Linked DNA regions of Homo sapiens: region 2 is linked to region 1. A link is a contact called in ENCODE Hi-C or POLR2A ChIA-PET data. All regions are on one chromosome and are shown on one strand. Each heading gives the region's core, a stretch centred on a gene start or an enhancer-like site at or near the end of the contact. The rest is flanking DNA. Distances are from core to core; before and after follow the strand shown.

Region 1 (3,685 bases), core at 806-3,305:
GTAATCCCAGCATTTTGGGAGGCCAAGGCAGGCGGATCACGAGGTCAGGAGATCGAGACCATCCTGGCTAACATGGTGAAACCCCATCTCTACTAAAAATACAAAAAATTAGCCGGGCGCGGTGGCGGGCGCCTGTAGTCCCAGCTACTTGGGAGGCTGAGGCAGGAGAATGGCATGAACCTGGGAGGCGGAACTTGCAGTGAGCCGAGATAGCTCCACTGCAGTCCGGCCTGGGTGAAACAGCGAGACTCCGTCTCAAAAAAAAAAAAAAGAAAATTCATCTACTTGGGAAGCTGAGGTGGAGGAGGATCGCTTGAACACAGGAGTTTGAGGCTGTAGTGAACTATGATTGTGCCACTGCACTCTAGCCCTGGTGACAGAGTGAGACCCTGTATCATTTAACAATCGCCATAATTTCACCGTTCTTCCAACACCTTCCCATTGCATACTGAATATAATCTCAAGTCCCCATCATAGTCTAGGCTAAAAGGTCCAGACTATAACAAACCCCTGCCTACCTCTCCAAACTCATTGTCTTTCCCGGTTACCAAAGCTCCAGCCACCTTGGCCATCTTGGTCCTTGAGTAAGTGTTTTCCTTACTGAAGACCATGGCTCAGGCCATCAGCCAGCTAGATAAGTCTGGCTTATTCCAGTATTCTCTTCTATCACCCTTTTGTGCAGTTGCTAATGGTCTGTTTCCCACTCTAGGTTGCAAACTTTCTAAGGACAGAGATCATCCGTCTTAGCCACCAGTTATGTACTCAGCACATAGCAAAAGGCTTGTCACACAATGAGACTCAAACACTTGTCAAATGAACGTATATACATTCAACCTGGGTCTTAAAAAAGATGTATAGGCATTCAACAACAAAAAGTGGTATGCCGGACCCTAAAAAGAATGGAGAGCAGTGGCAAGGAAATAAGGCTAGGAATACAGCTTAGAGCCCAATGTTCATGAGGACTTGAATCTGAGAATTTGGATTGGGTGGCAGTGTAGAGGGTGGACTGGGAACGTGGTAGGATGAGGATTAGGAAGATATAAAGACAGGGCAGGATGCCGCACCAATCTGGGCACCTCTTCCTAATTTCTATGTGGCTCACTCTGGCCTGTCACAGCTCTTTATACAATTTTTGGTGTGTTTGTGGGTTCTTCTCCATCTTACTGTGAACCTTACAGATGCTGGAATTGGGTCTTACTTGCATGCCTAACATTCCAGCATACAGTAAAAAATAACAGCTGTTCTCTTTTTTTTTTTTTTGAGACAGAGTCTCGCTCTGTCGCCCAGGCTGGAGTGCAGTGGCGCGATCTCGGCTCACTGCAACCTCCGCCCCTCCAGGTTTAAGCAGTTCTCTGCGTCAGCCTCCGGAGTAGCTGCGATTACAGGCGCATGCCACCACGCCCGGCTAATTTTTTGTATTTTTAGTAGAGACGGGGTTTCACCATCTTGGCCAGACTGGTCTTGAACTCTTGACCTCGTGATCCACCCTCCTCGGCCTCCCAAAGTGCTGGGATTACAGGCGTGAGCCACATAACAGCAGTTCTCACCAAGCATCTGACAGCCGAAAAACTGAAAGCATTAGAGAATGCTACAGGACAGGCTTTGGCTTAGTAGTGAGTTCTGAGTTCAAGCTGAGGCTCTGCACTTATTAGCTAGAACTTTGCTTAATCTCTCACAGGTCTCCTCTAAATGATTAAATGGCGTAACGGAGGTAAGCGGATTAGCACAATTCCCGGCAAACAGTAAGCACTCAATTGTTACTACTGAATTGCCAGTTCACAGGCACAACCAACCGATCTCTCTCATCTCCTGGTTCCTCTGTTGCCAACTTCCTCGTTGAGGTCCAACAGGATACCTGTGGGGTAATGTGTCCCAGATGATATCCCAGTCCTGACACCAAGACAAAGGCACCAACCAAAAATGGCGACCTCAAAGCCATCCGAGGGCGTCAATTACCCGTCATGCTACCGATAGATAAATAAGCAGCGTCGGGAAGAAAAGCTAGTGAAGGATTCTTAACGCCGGGTTGGAATACGCAGAGCTCGCTCATGCTGCCACTCAACCACAAGCAGTTAAAAGCGCAAGCTGCAGGGTGTACCTACACACAGCTCAATATCGCCACCACGTGTCGGAGGGCAGTCTGCGCCTGCGCAAGCGAGGCGCGCGCCCGCCGGCCGGAAGAGCCGCGCGTTTCCGGGTTGGAGGCGGGGAGCGGTGCCGGAAGTAGTCGGGGAGGGCCGCGCAGTCGGACCGGCTGCTGAGACGAACGCTTCACTGGGGCAGTCTCTGCATATCATGGGGAGATAGACGCTGCTGCCTGTGAGTCTTGGGCCCTGGCAGTTGAGGAACAAGAGCGGGAGGAGGGAGTCAGGACCCAGACCTACAGTGGGTCAGTGTTCGAAGGACCAGGTTGTGGACGAGACGGGGCTGTGAGGATTCAGGCTCTTGGGAAGGGACTGACTGAGAGGATCAGGCTCGGAGAAGACGCGGCTGTGGGGACCCGGGCTCTAAGACGGGACTTAGGGAACGGGGACGGATGCGAGTTCTCCGGCATCTGAGGGAAAGTGGTCTGAGAGGAGCAGGATTATGAGGACCCGCACTCCTACGAGGAAAGGGTCAGAAAGGAACGGGGCGTGAAGACACAGGCTCCGGAGAGGTAAAAGTGGAGCGGTGAGGACTTGGGCTCCTAAGAGGCAGAAGCGGGACAGTGAAGACCCGGGCTCCTAAGGATTCAGAAACGGGGCAGCGAAGACTTAGGTTCCTGAGGGGCAGAAGCAGACAGAGAAAACTTGAGTTTGGAAGGGAACAGAAGCGGGCAGTGAAGACTGGGGCTTCTTTGGGGACGGGATCCGGGCTTTGAGACTCCGAGTTCCTGAGTCTCGGAACAGGGCTGTGAGTACCCAAGCTCCTAAAAGCCTTGGATCTAAGGGACCATGGATATGAGATCAGCCTACAAAGTAAAGGGAAAGGGTTTGGAAAAGATTTAGTGATCCATTTTTTCACAGTATTCCCTGAACCCAGAGAGATAAAGGACGTATTCAGGGGAAGACAACTTCTCCTTCGCACTGCCTACTTGGCTCTTGGCAAGCTTTTCTTGTGTCAGATACTCAATCTAGGAAGCCCATATGCAAACATCTTCATTTTCTGCTTCATTCTTGGGAATCAGATGTGAAGTTGAAAACAGTTGGAACTCAGTTATGTACTTGATAAGTGCTTTAAATCCCATTCCACTCAACCCTGAATGAGCACAGATCTCTGCATCTCAAATAAAAGAATGTCAGTGATGGAAGAGTCCCAAAAGATCATCTTTTAAAAACTCCTATTTTACATTTAAGAAGGCTAAGGTTCAAAGAGGCTTAGGATTACAGTGAGGCAATGGTTAGTTAGATCATAATTTTAATACAGTACCCTTCTGTGCGTAGCAAATGAGATGCTTGGTTAATGTTCCTTAAATGCTTCTAGAATCTTTGCTTTATCTTCAAACTCAGGAGGGAATTTTTTTTTTTTTTTTTTTTTTGAGACAGGTTCTCTCTCTGTCGCCCAGTCTGAAGTGCAGCGGCTCAGTCTTGGCCCCGTGCACCTCCAACCTCCTAGGCTCAAGCAGTCTTCCCACCTATACCTCCTGAGTAGCTGGAACTACGGGCGTGTGCCACCACGCCCTGCTAATTTTTAAATTTTTTGTAGA
Region 2 (3,685 bases), core at 1-2,500, 4.0 Mb before region 1:
AAATCCCCACGGCAGAGGCATCCACACTCTCCACTTTCGCGGCGCCGAAACTCCTCGGGCCATCCCCGCCAAACACTCCGTTACCCGTTCCAGGCCAAGGGGCCAGCCAGGCCTTCGGAGCACGCTCGTGCGCGCCGAAACTCACAAGCCCGACGAGGAGGCCCGAGCTCCGAGCCTTGTGGGTAGGAAGCGGTGTCCCCACGCTCGGGACAGAGGCCGAGAAACCGATATCGGAGGCAGGAAGAGAAACAAACACTGGCCGGGGGCCCCACCGCTGGCTTCGCCAGCTGCGACCGAAATCGGTCCCAGGGAACTGGCGAGCCGTTAGCACGCCCCGCGGGGAGTTCCCTCTTCACGCCTTCAGTACCGGGGACTGCACTCGGCAAACTCGGGCCTGCCCTCACTGTTAGGCCATGTCGAGGCCGCGGCTCAGCCCAGGCACCCACTGCCCTCCTGGGTCGGCCCCGGCACCCTCACCTTCCTTGTCGGCCATGGCGGGCAGGCGAGCCGGGGGAATCCTGGGGTCGAGCGTTGCGGGAGGGGCGGGGAGGCTGCAAGAGCTCGCTCTGTGCGCGCGGCCTCTATTGTTTCCTGCGCCCCCAGCGCGAGGGCTGACTCGCGCACCTTCGCGCCAACATCAGCCAATGGGAGCGCTCCTAATGGCGGGATGGGCGGGGAAGCCGCGTTCGCGACCAATCCAGACGCGCGGAGTAGCTTTCCGCGGGGACCGAGGCGCGCGCTCCGCCCCTCCCCCCACGCCTCCCCGAGCCGACTTCCAGCGATTGCGCGCGCCGGCGTTGACGGGACTGCGCCCGGTCAGGGTCACGTGAGAGAGGTTTGGTCCGCACACTCCCGCGGCAAGAGGGCAGCCATTTTCTTGAAGGCTATTAAGCTTACGACCCTTTCAGAGTACTGAGATGAAAAATCTAGAATGCCTTCGGGTCTAGTTATCAATTTTGGGGGTGAAGCGGGGGAAAGAACCTCGCCAGTCAGACCCAGACGGGTTTCATTCAAGGTGCCCTTCAACGTTTTTCCTTAGTCTTTGGAAAGAACTAGTAATGAAGGAATCGCAGAAGATGGGGTTTTGGCTTTTTAAATATGCGATCCAAGCGGCAGGGTAGGGACTAAAGTAGGTCAACAGCCAACTCCGAGAAAGGAGTGTGGTCCTTTAAGGGTGTGCGCCAAGGGGCGGAGTCTAGAGCGGAAGTAGTAACTCCGGGCCGAAGTCCGGTGGATGAAGGGCGGAAGTAGAGTGTCTAATCCTGCAGTCATGGCGCAGGAAGAGGAAGATGTTAGAGATTACAATTTGACTGAAGAACAGAAGGCGATCAAGGCCAAGTATCCGCCAGTCAATAGGAAGTACGAGTGTGAGTAGGTGGCTTACTTCTCTCTTTACATGTAAGCACACAGGCATCCCCTCTCCTTACCCGCGGCTTCCTGCTGCTCTTTCTACTGTGCCCCATGGGTACTTCAGGCATGATCCCATTTGTGCCGGCTGTTGTAGTCGCGTTCGTACTTCTCCTGGGGATGCTGAAGGAAAAAGCCACCTGGTTTAATAGTCGCGAAACCTGGCCTCCCTCATTTACAGTCTCTTGAACTTCTTCCACATGTGCCTAATCACATTTATCTTCGTAAATTCTAAAGATAACCATATTTTCAGGCGTTTGCAGGGTTGTTACCCCCATGTATTTCCCAACGGTGAGATTAGAGTGTGCGAGGTTAGAGGACTCGGAAAGCTAATTAGGGGATTTCTAACTTGATGTTTCACCTCGATCATATTAGCAAAAAACCTGGTTTTGCCATTTATGATTGTGATTTTTAAAAATGATTATTTTAGGCCGGGCTCGGTGGCTGAGGCCTGTGATCCCAGCACTTTGGGAGGCCGAGGCGGGCGGATCACCTGAGGTCGGAAGTTCGAGATCAGCCTGACCAACATGGAAAAACCCCGTCTCTACTAAAAATACAAAATTAGCTGGGCGTGGTGGAGCATGTCTGTAATCCCAGCTACTCGGGAGACTGAGGCAGGAGAATCGCTTGAACCCGGGAGGCGGAGGTTGCGGTGAGCCGAGATCGCCCCATTGCACTCCAGCCTGGGCAACGAGCGAAACTCTGTCTCAAAAAAAAAAAAAAATGTGTGTGTGTGTGTGTGTGTGTGTGTGTGTGTGTTTTTAGAGATGGGGTCTCGCTCTGTCGTCCAGGCTGGAGTGCAATGGAGCGATCATAGCCCGCGCTGCAGTGCCCAGCTGGTTTTGCCATTTATTCGCTTAGTGACTTTAGGCAAATCACATAACCTATCTTTGTCTCTTAAATTCTATATTAAACGTTAAGCTGTCATCCCTAAAGGTAGCTGTGGTTTGGGGAGCACAAATCTGACTTTTATTTATCTGCTTAAAATCTTTCATTAATTTCTCATTGTCCTCTCTGTAAAATCTACTTATTTACCATAGTATTCTAGGCAATGTGCTTTCTGGAGCTGGCATACCTCCTAGCATATCCCCTTCTCTCACTTAAAAACAATTTTAAAATATTATAGGCCGTTTGCGGTGGCTCACACTTATAATCCCAGCACTTTGCGAGACTGACGTGGGTGGATCACCTGAGGTCAGGAGTTCCAGACCAGCCTGGCCAACATGGTGAAACCCCGTCTCTACTAAAAATACAAAAATTAGCTGCGCATGATGGTGGGCGCCTGTAATCCCAGCTACTCGGGAGGCTGAGGCAGGAGAATTGCTTGAACCCAGGAGGGTGGAGGCTGCAGTGAGCCGAGATCACACCACTGCACTCCAGCCTGGGCAACAGAGTGAGACTGTCTCAAAAAAAAAAAAAAAAAAAAAAAGGCCTGGTGCTGTGGCTCACGCCTGTAATCCCAGCACTTTGGGAGGTTGAGGCGGGTGGATCACCTGAGGTCAGGAGCTTGAGATCAGCCTGGCCTGGCCAACATGGTGAAACCCCATCTCTACTAAAAATACAAAAATTAGCTAGGCATGGTGGTGGGTGCCTGTAATCCCAGCTGCTTGGGCGGCTGAGGCAGGAGAATCGCTTGAACCTGGGAGGCGGAGGTTGCAGTGAGCCGAGATTGCACCACTGCACTCCAGCCTGGGCGACAGAGCCAGACTCCATCTCAAAAAAAAATTATTTTTAATAGGTCATATATATTGATTTGAAATTCAGAAAGTGTAACATAGGCAGTGAAAAGTAACTCTGGCAGCCCCCATCCTCAACTACCTAGTCCCCCTCTGTAGAGCAGTCATCGTTACCTTTTTCTTACATGTACATACCTAGATGTTCTAGCATTTGCTTTAACCAATTTTCAGTTGATGGACGTTTAGGCTATTTCTACTCTTGTGGTATTAGAAACAGTGCAGCAGTGAATACACTTGTACATCCACTGTTTTGTACATGTGCAAGTGAATCTGTAGAATCAAGTTCTCCAAGTTTTTTTTGTTTCCATTGCTAAGACTCCTACATTTTTTAAAAGGATATTTTAACTTGGACAGTTATTGCCAAATTGCTCTCTATAGGAGTTGTACCAATTTATACTTTCACTAGTATTGTGTGAATGTGCCTCTTTCCTCCCACTTCTACTAATTGTTACCATACTTTTTTATCTTTTCTAATTTGTAAAGTATACTTACTGTATTTTTCTTATTGTAAGTGAAGTTGAACATATTATACTGTTTTGGAA

The links. A loop is a pair of places that touch in the nucleus more often than their neighbours do. ChIA-PET counts read pairs that join two places held with the same protein, here RNA polymerase II (POLR2A). Pooled maps may share reads with other maps.
Region 2: a loop to region 1 is called in a map of naive thymus-derived CD4-positive, alpha-beta T cell, with 29 times the contacts of the local background. The contact joins the promoter of ZBTB8OS here to the promoter of TAF12-DT in region 1. A Hi-C loop is called at or near these places in 1 of 168 maps with a recorded cell type or tissue (naive thymus-derived CD4-positive, alpha-beta T cell) and 7 of 50 pooled maps. POLR2A ChIA-PET finds 5 or more read pairs at or near these places in 3 of 52 experiments (CD4-positive, alpha-beta T cell, H1 and activated CD4-positive, alpha-beta T cell).

What each region holds. Positions count from the first base shown.
Region 1 is chr1:28,641,626-28,645,310 of GRCh38, reverse strand. TAF12-DT (TAF12 divergent transcript) reads right to left here and starts at 2,055. Exons shown (of 2, transcript NR_146730.1): 1 at 1,548-2,055. It overlaps TAF12 (TATA-box binding protein associated factor 12), which reads left to right and starts at 2,244. Exons shown (of 6, transcript NM_005644.4): 1 at 2,244-2,319. RefSeq lists an enhancer at 1-192 and a silencer at 400-694.
Region 2 is chr1:32,648,115-32,651,799 of GRCh38, reverse strand. It overlaps ZBTB8OS (zinc finger and BTB domain containing 8 opposite strand), which reads left to right and starts at 1,250. Exons shown (of 7, transcript NM_178547.5): 1 at 1,250-1,367. The coding sequence starts at 1,271. RBBP4 (RB binding protein 4, chromatin remodeling factor) reads right to left here and starts at 592. Exons shown (of 12, transcript NM_005610.3): 1 at 478-592. The coding sequence starts at 493. RefSeq lists enhancers at 1-43, 204-792, 793-1,380, 2,514-2,653 and a silencer at 344-913.